Regions from separate parts of the Mus musculus genome. Here region 2 is linked to region 1. The links are chromatin contacts, found by Hi-C or POLR2A ChIA-PET in ENCODE. All regions are on one chromosome and are shown on one strand. The core of a region is the stretch at or near the end of the contact, and the rest is flanking DNA. Distances in the headings are between cores, read along the strand shown.

Region 1 (5,557 bases), core at 196-2,695:
TAAAAAGTACCTGCCACCAAGCCCGACAAGCCGGGTTTGGTCACTGGGAGCCACACGGTAGGAGAGAACAGACTTCAGCAAACTGACCTCCCCTTCCCTGCACTGGGGCATGTTTGCCCTCTCACACATCCAATAAAAATAAGATGTAATAAAAATCTTTAAACATACTAAAAATAGAAAATGGTTTGGAAAGGGAGAGCAATGAAGGTCAGATGAGAAAGAGCCCAAAACAAAGACTTCCCCAAGGCATATTTTGTCTAGACTCTGTGTTGCTCAAGATACGTCTTAGAAGTTGGCGTGAAGGTGAGAAGGAGGGTTTGGCATGTCCTAGAGCCGCAACTGGCAAGAAATGACTCAAGGACAAAACCAAGAAAGCAAGTCCTGGGGAACAAATAGGGACAGTCACAGTCCAGAGTCTGGGGCTCACTTCTTAGGCAGTGCTGGAGTCTGAGAGTGGCTTGTTGGTGATTAAGACATGGGACCTAGGCTGTTTACGTGGCACAGGGAGAGGTGGACCTGGGGTACGACTGACAGGGGCTCAGAGCGTCCTTGCAAGGTTCAAACATCAATCCAGTTTAGAGACCACTGAGTCCTAAATTAGGGGTGGTAGTGATAAGAATAGAAAGGGTGTCATACTGCAAACACAAAGCCACCACCTGAATGTGGGCTTACAGGGGCTGCATAGAAGTCTCCTGGACCCCAGACATGTGGAGACTCTGGGACACTGGTGAAAGTTCCAACAATTTCTATTGTCCATCTTCTTTGCTCTCCGCCCAATCTAAAATGCCCTTAGGTGACATCAGTCAGCAAGGTACTAAGTACCTAAATATGCAAAAGAAATAGAAGACTCAAGGCTGCCTATTAGCCCCTCAGTGAAAAATAAACGCAGCCTAGAAACAGTGATGTAAACCAAGAACCTGGTGGGCACTGGTCTAAACCTCCAAGCTCCTCTCTCCTGGAGAAGCCCGTAATGACTACTGTTAACTAAGAGGCTAGCTTTCGGGCTCCGTTCTGAAGCTGATCGGGTGCCTCCCTTAATTGTTTATTTCTGCTCTGAGGTTGGATCGGAACATTCTGCCTGAGATCCCTGTATAACAACCATTTCAAAGAGTGCAGTATCTTTTCTTCTTTTCATTTATTCCCTTTACTGTTTTATTTAATTTTTTTTCCTCTCCCATTTTCTAATCTTCATCTTATAAGAAACAACACTGAGTCTGGGCGTGAACACAGACAAAATCAGAGTGCCTATTCCTAGAGCATCTCTTCCAAGCCAGCCGCCATCACTGCTTTCCTTTCTCAACTGCATCCCTTCTCGTTCCCACGGCAACCGGCAGAGCCGCCCACGTGTGGACTCAGGACCCCCGGGGCCGTAGCCCTGCCCCACCCCCACGATCCACGTTCCCTCGCGACTAGCGGCACAGGCTCCGCGCGAGGAGGGAGGCACGGTTGCCAAGGAAACGGGAGGACGCCAGGCAGCCGCCCCCACCGTCTCCACCCCAAGAAAGGCCGGAGGCCGCGGCGGACAGCTGCCTCCCGGGAGGAGAAGGAAGAGGGCCCTCTAGAAGGAGGGAAGACAGTGAGGTGTGGGGGAGGAAGAGGAGCCCAGGACCGGCCCCACGCACGATTGATGGGCGGCTCTTCGCCCACCCGCTCCGCCCCGCGGCCCCTTTAGCCCCTTGTGAGGGGTGAAAGTGCTGATCCCCAAGGTAACGGGCGCCTGCCCCAGCCTTCCCAGAACTGAGGATCAACTATACCTTTAAAACTTAAAAGATTCTGAAGGGAAATCAGACCTCTTAGCGCCCCTCTCTTCTTCGGGCTAACAGTAGCTCCAGTTTGTTTCTACCTCAAAGGAACAGATTTAACTGGAGTCTAGTTGGTTTTTGTACACTGGTAGTTCCATCACCCCCAACTGCCGCACAGCTACATTGGTCTACAATCCAGGAAACAGCTTTTGAATGTGGAAACGATGGTATTATTAATGGTAGAACCCAATCGCTTGTCAAACTTGTGATGTTCTTTTCATTTTTCCAATTACACAGTCTCTGCTCTGGGCTTAATAGTCTGTGTGTGTTAGCTAGGTCTCTCATACACCCCTTTTACACAACCATTATTTCCTACGTTAAATTGGAACAGTCACCCTTTCTTGACACCACCCTGCCTCAAGCCCTCAGCCTCTGAAAAGTATAAACCGAGCCTAAGTCACTAAACTTATATTCAGCACAAGTTTAAAAAATGATATTAAAAAAAACTAAGATTTTTTTCCAAACTAAAATTGAAACAAATCCTGTAATCCTTGACATTACAAATGAATTCATTGTGGAAAAGATTAAAGTCTTCTGAAACTCTTCTTCTAAGCAGCCAATCATAGACATGGAGGAATTTATAGACCTGATTGTCAGGTAGTAACACAGCTACTTATATCTTGCCTCAAATGAAGCTTCAGTATAGAGAGGTTAAATTTACATTTTGCTTATTTGCCAAAATCAAGACAGTATAGTTTTAATGATATTTCACAGAGCGAGCATTGCAAGAAAACGGTAAGACAGCTTATTTTAAAAGCACTTCTTTCAGGTCAGGTGTGGTTTTTATCTTTTGTTTTTTGTTTTTTTTTTTTTTTTGACAAATGTAGTCACAGAAAAAGGAGACAGCATGTACACAGGCATGCACATGTGCATGTATGCACACATGTGTGATACTTTTAGAGACTGGAAAGGAATGTAGTCTGTCCTTATTCCTGCTCTCCTTAGTCAGGGTGTCTCAGTCTGAATTCCCTGGAAATTTATGCTAGAGAGGAATTCAAATGTCACAGAGTTCTTAGAATATTCCTCATTGAAATTTCACAGATGCGTGGAATTTTGAGGCCTTGGCAGAATCACTCGCTTCCTCTCCCCACCTCACACACCTCCTCATCCCTGGCCCTTTCCCTCTCCTTAGCATGGCATCGCACACCAATTTCTAAAACACAAACTTGATCCAGTGCTTTGTCACCAGAAGCTTGCAACAAACATACACATGATCATGCGTGATTTTCAGAACGAGAAGCAATTCAAAGGTGAGACTAGAAGACAGCACCGGTTGCGATCTCGGAATTGTGCCTGGCCCACGTTCCCCCCCCCCCCTTCGCAAGCACTCTAGCACCTGCCTCTATCTGAAAAACAAAACAAAACAAAACAAAATCCTTGGCTTCAAATGGCCATCTGGTTGAGAAGGTCCACAAAAAGGCACTCTTGAGTATTAAGCATGATTTCCTCTGGATTTATTCCTATGTAGTTATTTCTATTTCTCATTCATTCTGGTCAGTTTTTCAAACTTGTAGTGCAGCCTAAAAAGTTCCTCTGGAGACTATTTTCCTAGTCTGAGATACTCTACTGTCTCAGACACCAAGGGGACAGATTGTTTAGTTTCATAGAGTATTGATATAGTTAAATAAGAAACTACATGTGGCACGGTGGTGTTTCAACTGTTATTTTACGTGACATGCAGTGTAATGGGGAGCTTGTGGTGGGTGGGGGAGAGTCTCTCGTGGGCAATGTTAAAGTTCTTTCTTTTGCAGATGATTGTGAAGTCAGGAAGACTTAGCAAATCTTTCAGTGGTACTGTTTCCTGCCTCTTCAGGCCAGGTTATTTCATGCCTTCTGACCAAGAACCTTCTTTAAATTATTCCACCCTGAGGCCAGGATAGAGTAGCTGGCTTTGCTGTGTTAACTGTGTACCTACAATGTTTCATCCAGCTGGACTGTGGGCTGTATCCTTCGTAGCCGTTAACATAGTTTCCTTATGAATCCCGATGTCCTCTGCCTGATTAATATTCAGACAGGCTTCTCTCCCCAACAGGAGCAGCAGGGGATCCATCTTTCTGTTTTTAACCCCATCGTTTTTTTTCTGAAAAAGGGGGAACAGACTTCATTCTATGCAGGTACCAATTTATATGAAAAGTTAAGTGTGATCTTTGAAAATGATAGTCCACGAGTGTCTGCTGAAATGCATGTGCGTGCGCATCTTTAGTGAGTCTTTACTTGCCTCAGGTACATGTTACAGTCATGGAAATCTGACCAACACAGTTACTGATAAATTTAAGAAAGAACAGGTAATGAGGGCAGAGCCACATGCCTCTGAAAGTACAAGATGGGGAACCACTCACCCAACCATCCTGAGCCAAAAGAAAGCAAGTCCCAACTGCCCTGAATCCTTCAAGAGAACATAGCTAAGCATGGTATGTGGGGTGGTGTGAGGGGTCCATAGAGCCAGATCAGGCTGGGACTTCAGGACAAAAGTTGGTTTGTCAGCTTGATTCTTATCAAGGGGAGAATTATTGGCTAGTTTTAAGAGGGGAGAAGCAAGATCCTATTTAGTTTTATAAACTACAATCTATCTTTGAGATCCTAAGTTTCAAAGACTCACTGTCTGTCTTAAGTAAAAAATAATCCCCCTGGGGACCAGGAAATTCTCCCTGCTGCTCAGGGGTAGATGATAAACCTTGCAAGATTTCCTAACTCCCAGGTGAGACACTGATGGGTCACCCTGAGTCAGGTACAAGTTGACTGTCAATAGCTACTCACACAGAATAAAGGGGAGGAGGTGCACACACCTGAGGGTTTGCTTGGCGACTGTCTGCCTGCCATTCCCATGGAGCTGAGAGCACGCTCTAGTTAGTCATTAAAAAGATGTATAGCAAGCCCTGAAAGAGCTCCAGTGAATGATAAACAGGGATTGGAGGTGGGCTTCCATGATCCTCTTGATGAGGCCTGGTGGTCTCAGTGCAAACTATGCTATTTTATACTGTGAGCTCTGTTACATTATGGTCACAAACTAAAAACCAACCACACCAACCAAAGCCTACTTTCTTGAAATCCAGACACATCTTTGCCACCTGTTCGGCTAGGACAGCTAGTAACAACTAGTACAATGTAACTTCATCCTTGTGGTCTAGCGATTGCCCTTGTGAGGGGGATTAACAGCCTCCTCCTGGAAAGACCTCTTCAACATCAATGACCCAACACCCACTGGGCTTCCCCTCTGCCCCTGGAGTCCTTTACAGAGTTTCTATTTGACCATCTTTTCCTTACATTTTACGTGTTAAGAGTTTTGTTTCCCGGTCCACTTTCTCTGTGCAGTACCCACTCTGTTTCTACTTGAGTTGTTACCAATGCGCCAGCACTGGCCAGATCTTTATCCATCCCGTCAGCTCAGAGCCGGTGTCCAACTGCCGGCTTCTCACCTCTATTTGCAGTGCGGTAGACCCTTCAAACTCCATATTGTTTTCTCACAAAGCTGCCCTTCCTGATCCCAGGTAGACAAAGCATTACCTCAGAGGGAACTGATGAAAAGCTCCGTCTTATCTTAGCTGTGTCTCCTGATGGTCAGGGCGCCCCCTTCTTAGTTAAACATTCTTGAAGGTGTGATTAAGTTATTCTGTGTCAGAAACTACAGTGTCTGCATTACAACATGTTTTTATGAAGGTGAAATATGTGGCTGCTCAGAGCAGCACCTGGCACTCCCGAAGGCTGGTCCATAGGAGCTCGGACCCCCCCCCAGCCCCACCCTGTCCCCCAGTCCC
Region 2 (6,126 bases), core at 2,566-5,065, 36 kb after region 1:
TGCCTGCCAGCCAGCAAGTGTGCCACCGGGAGGGAACGTGCATCCCACAGTCTAACAAGCCTGGATCTGAGGGAATTATCCTGTGAGCCTGTTTACCATCTTGGTAAGCTGTGGACTTGTTCATGGAATTGCCCGAAAGCAGCTGAATGCGTCATCTCCCCTCAAGCTGGTTCCTCTTCCTGTGTGTGTACGTGTGGTTTGGGTTTGGTTTTTGTTTTTGTTTTTGTTTTTGTTTTTTCGAGACAGGGTTTCTCTGTATAGCCATGGCTGTCCTGGAACTCACTTTGTAGACCAGGCTGGCCTCGAACTCAGAAATCTGCCTGCCTCTGCCTCCCAAGTGCTGGGATTAAAGGTGTGCGTCCCACACCTCTCTCTTCCTGTGTTTTTATTTCTACTCCAGCCGGAATTCTGGAAGTTGCCTTAGACCCCGCCCACCCCTCTCCTAGCCCTTCCTCCTCACAGGATACCAAAAGCCTACTTGTCTTATCGCCTCTCTAGTATCTGCCCACACATTTTCCCTTGCTGGGCCATAGATTCTGTCTGTCTGTCTGTCTGTCTGGATTGTTGTAGTAATGGATTCTCTAGCCATCTTGCTTCTTTACCCTTGCCAGTCAGTCTAAAAGGCTACCACAAGAGAGATGCTTCTAGAAGCAAATTGAATGACAGCCATTGTTTAAAGCCCCTCACTACTTTCCCCACTGTCCCTGGGATCATGTTCAAACACCTAGATGCTTATTGGCCTGACCCATACAGACGTCTCTGCATGGACTGTCTAGGGCACCAGTTCTGGGGAGAATTCCCCGGTCTCCTGGAGGTCCAGGAACAGTTCTTCCTCTTGTGTGTTCTCAGAGCACCCTCTGGGCTCAGGCTCACCTTGGGATAAGGCCTCTTTCCCTCAGACAGAGAAACAGGAGACAGTTTATGGTTCCATTTCCGGTGTCCATCGTGCAGTAGGAGCCGAGGGTTCATTTAACGGCTAATATGTTAGGAATAACCAAACCCTAATGTCAGAGCCATGCTGCTTACAGCAGCCAGAATGTGGACCCTCAGTTACTTGGACAGGAGAGTGCCCAGTGGACTGGCTTGAAATTAGTGACCAAAGCAAGGCTGTGCCAGGATTCAGTCCTTTTTCTGGTGTACCTACCGCCTGCAAAGGCTCATTCACAACACTTCCTAACTCCCCTTTGCCACAGGCAGGCCAGCACACAGACACAAAACCAGCAGGGGATGGAGCTTGGAGGGCGGAGAAACCCCAGAACAGCCTCCAAAGGGCTCCTCAGGAGTCATGGAGTTGGCTGGTCCTTTCAGGAAACTGACCAGGCAGAATTGGATGGGCCTTCTGTGCTTAGGTGAGAGACTCTCCCCTTCTGCATGCAAACCTGGGGGCTGGGGGTCCTCTGCGGCAGCCGCATGGAAGTGAAGAAGGAGTAACTGTACGGTTGGAAGAGCTGGCAGGGTGCCGTTCATCCTTCATTTGTGCATTTTGTCGCAGTCCCACCAGGTGATTTAAAAATAGGGCCTGACATTAAAATGGGGCAGCTGTCAGTTTGGGTTGGGATGCTTCCGCAGAGCTGTCCTGCATCTCTCAGAAGATAAGCAAGTCAGCCTTGCTCTTCTATGAGGCTGATCCTGCTGTGCAGCCAGCTTGACACACACACCAATAGTGATCCCAGTGAGAGAAATTGTTGGTACCATGAACTGGCGGCCTCTGACCCAAACAGTTCCCTGAGTTAATTGGACTTTGCAGCTCAGAAACTGCAGAGAACATTATGATAAAACGTCTTTCCTTCCCCCTGTTTTTAATACTATGTATCTCACTGTACTTCATTTTATTAAAATTATCTGCTTTTTAAAAATGGTTCCAATTAATTCCTGAAACAACAAAAACTTGTTAGAAACCAATTAAAATTCAGATATCGGAATCTTAAATTTTTTCAGTCGCAAGAGATGAGTATTCAGATGGGTGGCCACATTAAGTAGATTTTATAACACACAGCATTTCATCCTAAAATAGCCTTTTATTTTGTTTTCATAATGTTTCATTCATTAAAAAAATTAAAATATAATTGTTTGTCAATTAAGAATAAAACAAATTTAAATTTTAAAATAATAAACTAAAATGCAGAAATTATAAATCATATCTGGAAAGCACAATGTGTTAGGTGCTAGGAGTGCAGAGTAATGAATAAACCATGTCCCTCCCTCAAGTCCTACAGTGTGATTAAACGAAGACACCACAAAAAGCTCTAGCCCAACACAGTACCTGTCCAACCTAACATAAAGTCTAGGGGAGCTGGCTATGGTGGTGTCTTAGTCAAGGTCTCTATACCTGCACAAACACCATGACCAAGAAGCAAGTTGGGGAGGAAAGGGTTTATTCGGCTTACACTTCCATGCTGCTGTTCATCACCAAAGGAAGTCAGGCCTGGAACTTAAGCAGGTCAGAAAGCAGGAGCTGATGCAGAAGCCATGGAGGGATGTTCCTTACTAGCTTGCTTCCCCTGGCTTGCTCAGCCTGCTCTCTTATAGAACCCAAGACTGCCAGTCCAGAGATGGTTCCACCCACAAGGGGCCTTTCCCCCTTGATCATTAATTGAGAAAATGCCTTACAGCTGGATCTCATGGAGACATTTCCTCAACTGAAGTGCCTTTCTCTGTGGTAACTCCAGCTGTGTCAAGTTGACACAAAACTAGCCAGTACAGGTGGCATACACCTGTAAACCTGGTACCCAGTGGGTCAACCTAAGTTACATAGTGGGACCATAAATGATTGGCTAGATGGGTGGATGGATGGATGGATGGAAAGATGGATGGATGGATGGATGGATGGATGGATGGATGGATGGATGGATGGATGGAAAGATGGATGGATGGATGGATGGATGGATGGATGGATGGATGGATGGAACAAAAGCAAGGGAAAGCTTCACAGAAAATGATAATTTTAGATTTGAACTCAGATCCTGCCGTGGGAGTTGGAAGCAGAAGTGGTGAGCAACCTGGCTGTCAGGTTACAGGAAATGTACATGAGTCTTTTCTCAAGAGGTTCTTTCTCCATCTCGGTGTTAGGAAGATGGCCTCTTACCCGACACTGCCCCTGCAAGGGGTGCTGTTTGTATGACTTTAACTCCTGCCCTCAGGACCAGGAAAGAGAAGGACTCTACGCTGCTGCTCCCAGAGCACAGTTCCTGCATTTCGTTGGCTTGTGCAGCTGGATTCCATCTTCTTCTCCTCTTGCCATTCCTGCTGGTCTCCTGATTACTCTCCCTTATTCAGTGAGGCTCTGACAGGCAATTGGTTCTCTGCTGTCCCCTTCCTGATCTCCAGACACATTATCTAATGACTTCAGCATCCATTTAGATAACCAAGCCACACCCTGGCCTCACAGTTCTCAAGGCGTCTCAAGTGTCCTCTTCCTTTACACACACACACACACACACACACACACACACACACAGAGGCACATCCTGCATGTTATTGTCACCCCAAAGGATCTCATTCATTACCGCTAAAGAAAATGTCAGCGACTTTGCATGGGCTCAGGGCCAGCAATCTCCAGGTAGTTCTCAAGGCTGCTCAGCTCCTTTACCTAGAACCTTTCTCCCAGGCTTCCAATCCATCTCCTCTTCCTCCTCACTCCTTATTTTCACCCACTTCCAACTCTCCCTCTGTGCTTAGGATCCCCCCACTCGTGTCCAGCCCTTCCCTGCTGCTTGCGTCAGCCAACCCTGCAGAGGGCTTTCCCATCAGCATGTAGTCATGATCTAAAAAGAGACAGAACAGCCTTCCTTCCCCCGCTCCCCTCCACTAACTTCTCCTTCACACCCCAAGTTCCCCAAAGAATTATTTACACTGCCTGACTCCATTTCCCCACCTCCTCCTCTCTCCTCAGCCCACTCCAATCTGGTTTCCACACACATGTCGTTCTCCAGAAATGCTCTTTGTCAAGTGACTTCCACATCTCCCCACAGAGCAGCTTTGTGTGGTGCTGGCCACACTCACACACACACACACACACACACACACACACACACACACACACACACCAGTACCACCCCCTGGGGGACGGCGGCCTTAGAGCCACTCTTGCCCTGACTTCCTCCCCATCTCGGCAGGCACTTTATCTTTCTCTCCTCTTCTCATCTTCCTCCACACTGTTCCTGAATCCTGGGGTCCTCAGGGTGTGGCTCTAATCTTACTCTCTACCTGGGGTTGGGGGCAGGGTCGTTCTTAGCCTCTGAGCCACAAATCTCCTGAGCCTCACGGTGAACTCTTTAGACTCATTTCCTTAGAATTGTTTTCAGGCAAAAAATAAGACACGGGCTTTCAAAGGAAACCACTTTTATGGAAATAGTCATCAAAATATTTTTAGAAAATTGTGATTCTGTAATGTATGTGCTTCCTTATTAACACGTTAGTTAACAAGCGATGGGCGAAGAGGGTATTTTGAGACATCCGCAAAAAATGTACTGAGATGTGAAAATATCTGTGACTTTCACGGGTGACAGAAATCTCAGGTCCTGCTCATACTACAGTGGCTGGGCGCCTGCAGCTTAGCTTGCAGGTGGAGCTGGGTAGAGTGTGATTGTAAAGATGTCACTTGTCACCATCCAAGCTCATGCCTCACCAAGCTGCCTTCTCTCTGTGTGCTTTCTTAAAGTTATCTTTAACATTGTAACTGCCAGCGTTGAGGGGTTAACTACCAGAGACTCCCAAATCTACACTTCCAGCTCAAACCCCACTTTCGATTTCCAGATTTAAAACTCTACTGCCTCTCACTCCCTCTACCTGGGTATCTGAAAAAGACACCTCAAGCTGATCACAGCCTCCCCCTCTCCCCCGCTAAAGTCCCCAGCTTAAGCCCCCAGCTTGGCCCTTTATTCTTCCTTCAGTGTGTATATCATTAAAATCTGACAGTCTACTCCCCCCCCCACCCCCACCCCCGCATCTCCCTCCCCCCATGTTGAGTTCAGGGTCAGTCCTACACATCTTACTTCCCTGGTATAATTTTGTTGTTATTGGTAGTGGTTTGGTTTCTGTGGCCCAAGCTATCCTCGAACTCCTCATTCTCCTGCCTCAGCCTCCTGAGTGCTGCGATTACAGGCCTGAGCTGCTACACTGGGCCGATGTAACTTTGATCCATCTGCATAGCTGGTGTCACCACAGAGCTCCTTCAGTGGCCTCCCAACCAGCCCTCCTCTCTTACCTGCCTCCAAAACCCATTTTCCATATCGTAATATGGTAGAGTGTTGTTGACAAGCGAATCCCATCTGTATGCCTGCCTGCTGAAGCCACTTCTGTGGCTTTTAAAATAGGAGCCAAACTTTGTTTGAAACTAACATGTCCTGTGGAACCCGAGGGTGTCTGTCGCCCCGGCCCTGGTCCACACTGGCCTCACCTCAGCCTTTGAGGTTTCTCTGTCTTGCCACACAGTCCACCAGCCCCTCAGCCAAACTCTGACTGCTTCTCCCCTGACTACAGGAGAACCTTTCTCCCTTCTTCTCTCGTCTGCCACATGTCCCCTCTCCCATTTGTGACCCCTGAAATTTTATAATTTAATTAATAATGACTTTTAACATACGTGCACATGGAGGCCAGAGGACAACCTCGGGTGTCACCCCATCTTTTGAATCTGGTTTCTCTTTGGCCTGGAGCTCACCAGTTAGCCTAGCCTGGCTGGCCCGAACACCAAGGGACTCTCCTGTCTCCCCTCCCCCCTAGTTGGGATTACAAACACACCACATCCAGCAACTTTGCTTAGGTTCTGGGGACAGAACTCAGGTTCCTTAAATTTGCAAGGTAAACCCTCTTAAACCCCACCCCTAGGCCATTGGTTCTCAACCTTCCTAGGGCTGTGACCCTTTACTGCAGTTCCTCAAGTTCCATAAAGTTATTTCATTGCTACTTCATAACTGTAATCTTGCTACTGGTACGAATTGTAATGTAAATATGATATGCAACCCCTTTGGGGTTGTGACCCACAGGTTGAGAATGCTGCTCTCGGCCCTTTGATTGTGGTTTGATCACAACAATCTATTGCTACTCCTTAAGAAGGCTCACAACCATCTGTGAATCCAATTTCGTGGGACCCGACACCCTCTTCCAGCCTCCAGCACTAGGTTTGCC

Evidence for each region. Hi-C counts contacts between places; a loop is a spot of excess contacts on that map. ChIA-PET counts read pairs that join two places held with the same protein, here RNA polymerase II (POLR2A).
Region 2: a loop to region 1 is called in a map of left cerebral cortex, with 6 times the contacts of the local background. The contact joins the enhancer-like site here to the promoter of Marchf10 in region 1. A Hi-C loop is called at or near these places in 1 of 37 maps with a recorded cell type or tissue (left cerebral cortex). POLR2A ChIA-PET finds 5 or more read pairs at or near these places in 1 of 5 experiments (Patski).

The regions. Positions count from the first base shown.
Region 1 is chr11:105,452,623-105,458,179 of GRCm38, reverse strand. It overlaps Marchf10 (membrane associated ring-CH-type finger 10), which reads left to right and starts at 1,445. Exons shown (of 12, transcript NM_172568.2): 1 at 1,445-1,706; 2 at 3,835-3,916. All of the region lies in intron 1 of Gm39417 (a long non-coding RNA gene), which reads right to left.
Region 2 is chr11:105,418,565-105,424,690 of GRCm38, reverse strand. All of the region lies in intron 4 of Marchf10 (membrane associated ring-CH-type finger 10), which reads left to right. Among named protein-coding and RNA genes, the nearest start is that of Gm39417, 28 kb to the left of the region's middle. Within about 2 kb of position 3,815, at least 2 of the 3 ENCODE cell types and tissues checked have a DNase peak (open chromatin) inside an H3K27ac peak, as active enhancers do; they include left cerebral cortex, where a contact is called at or near this core.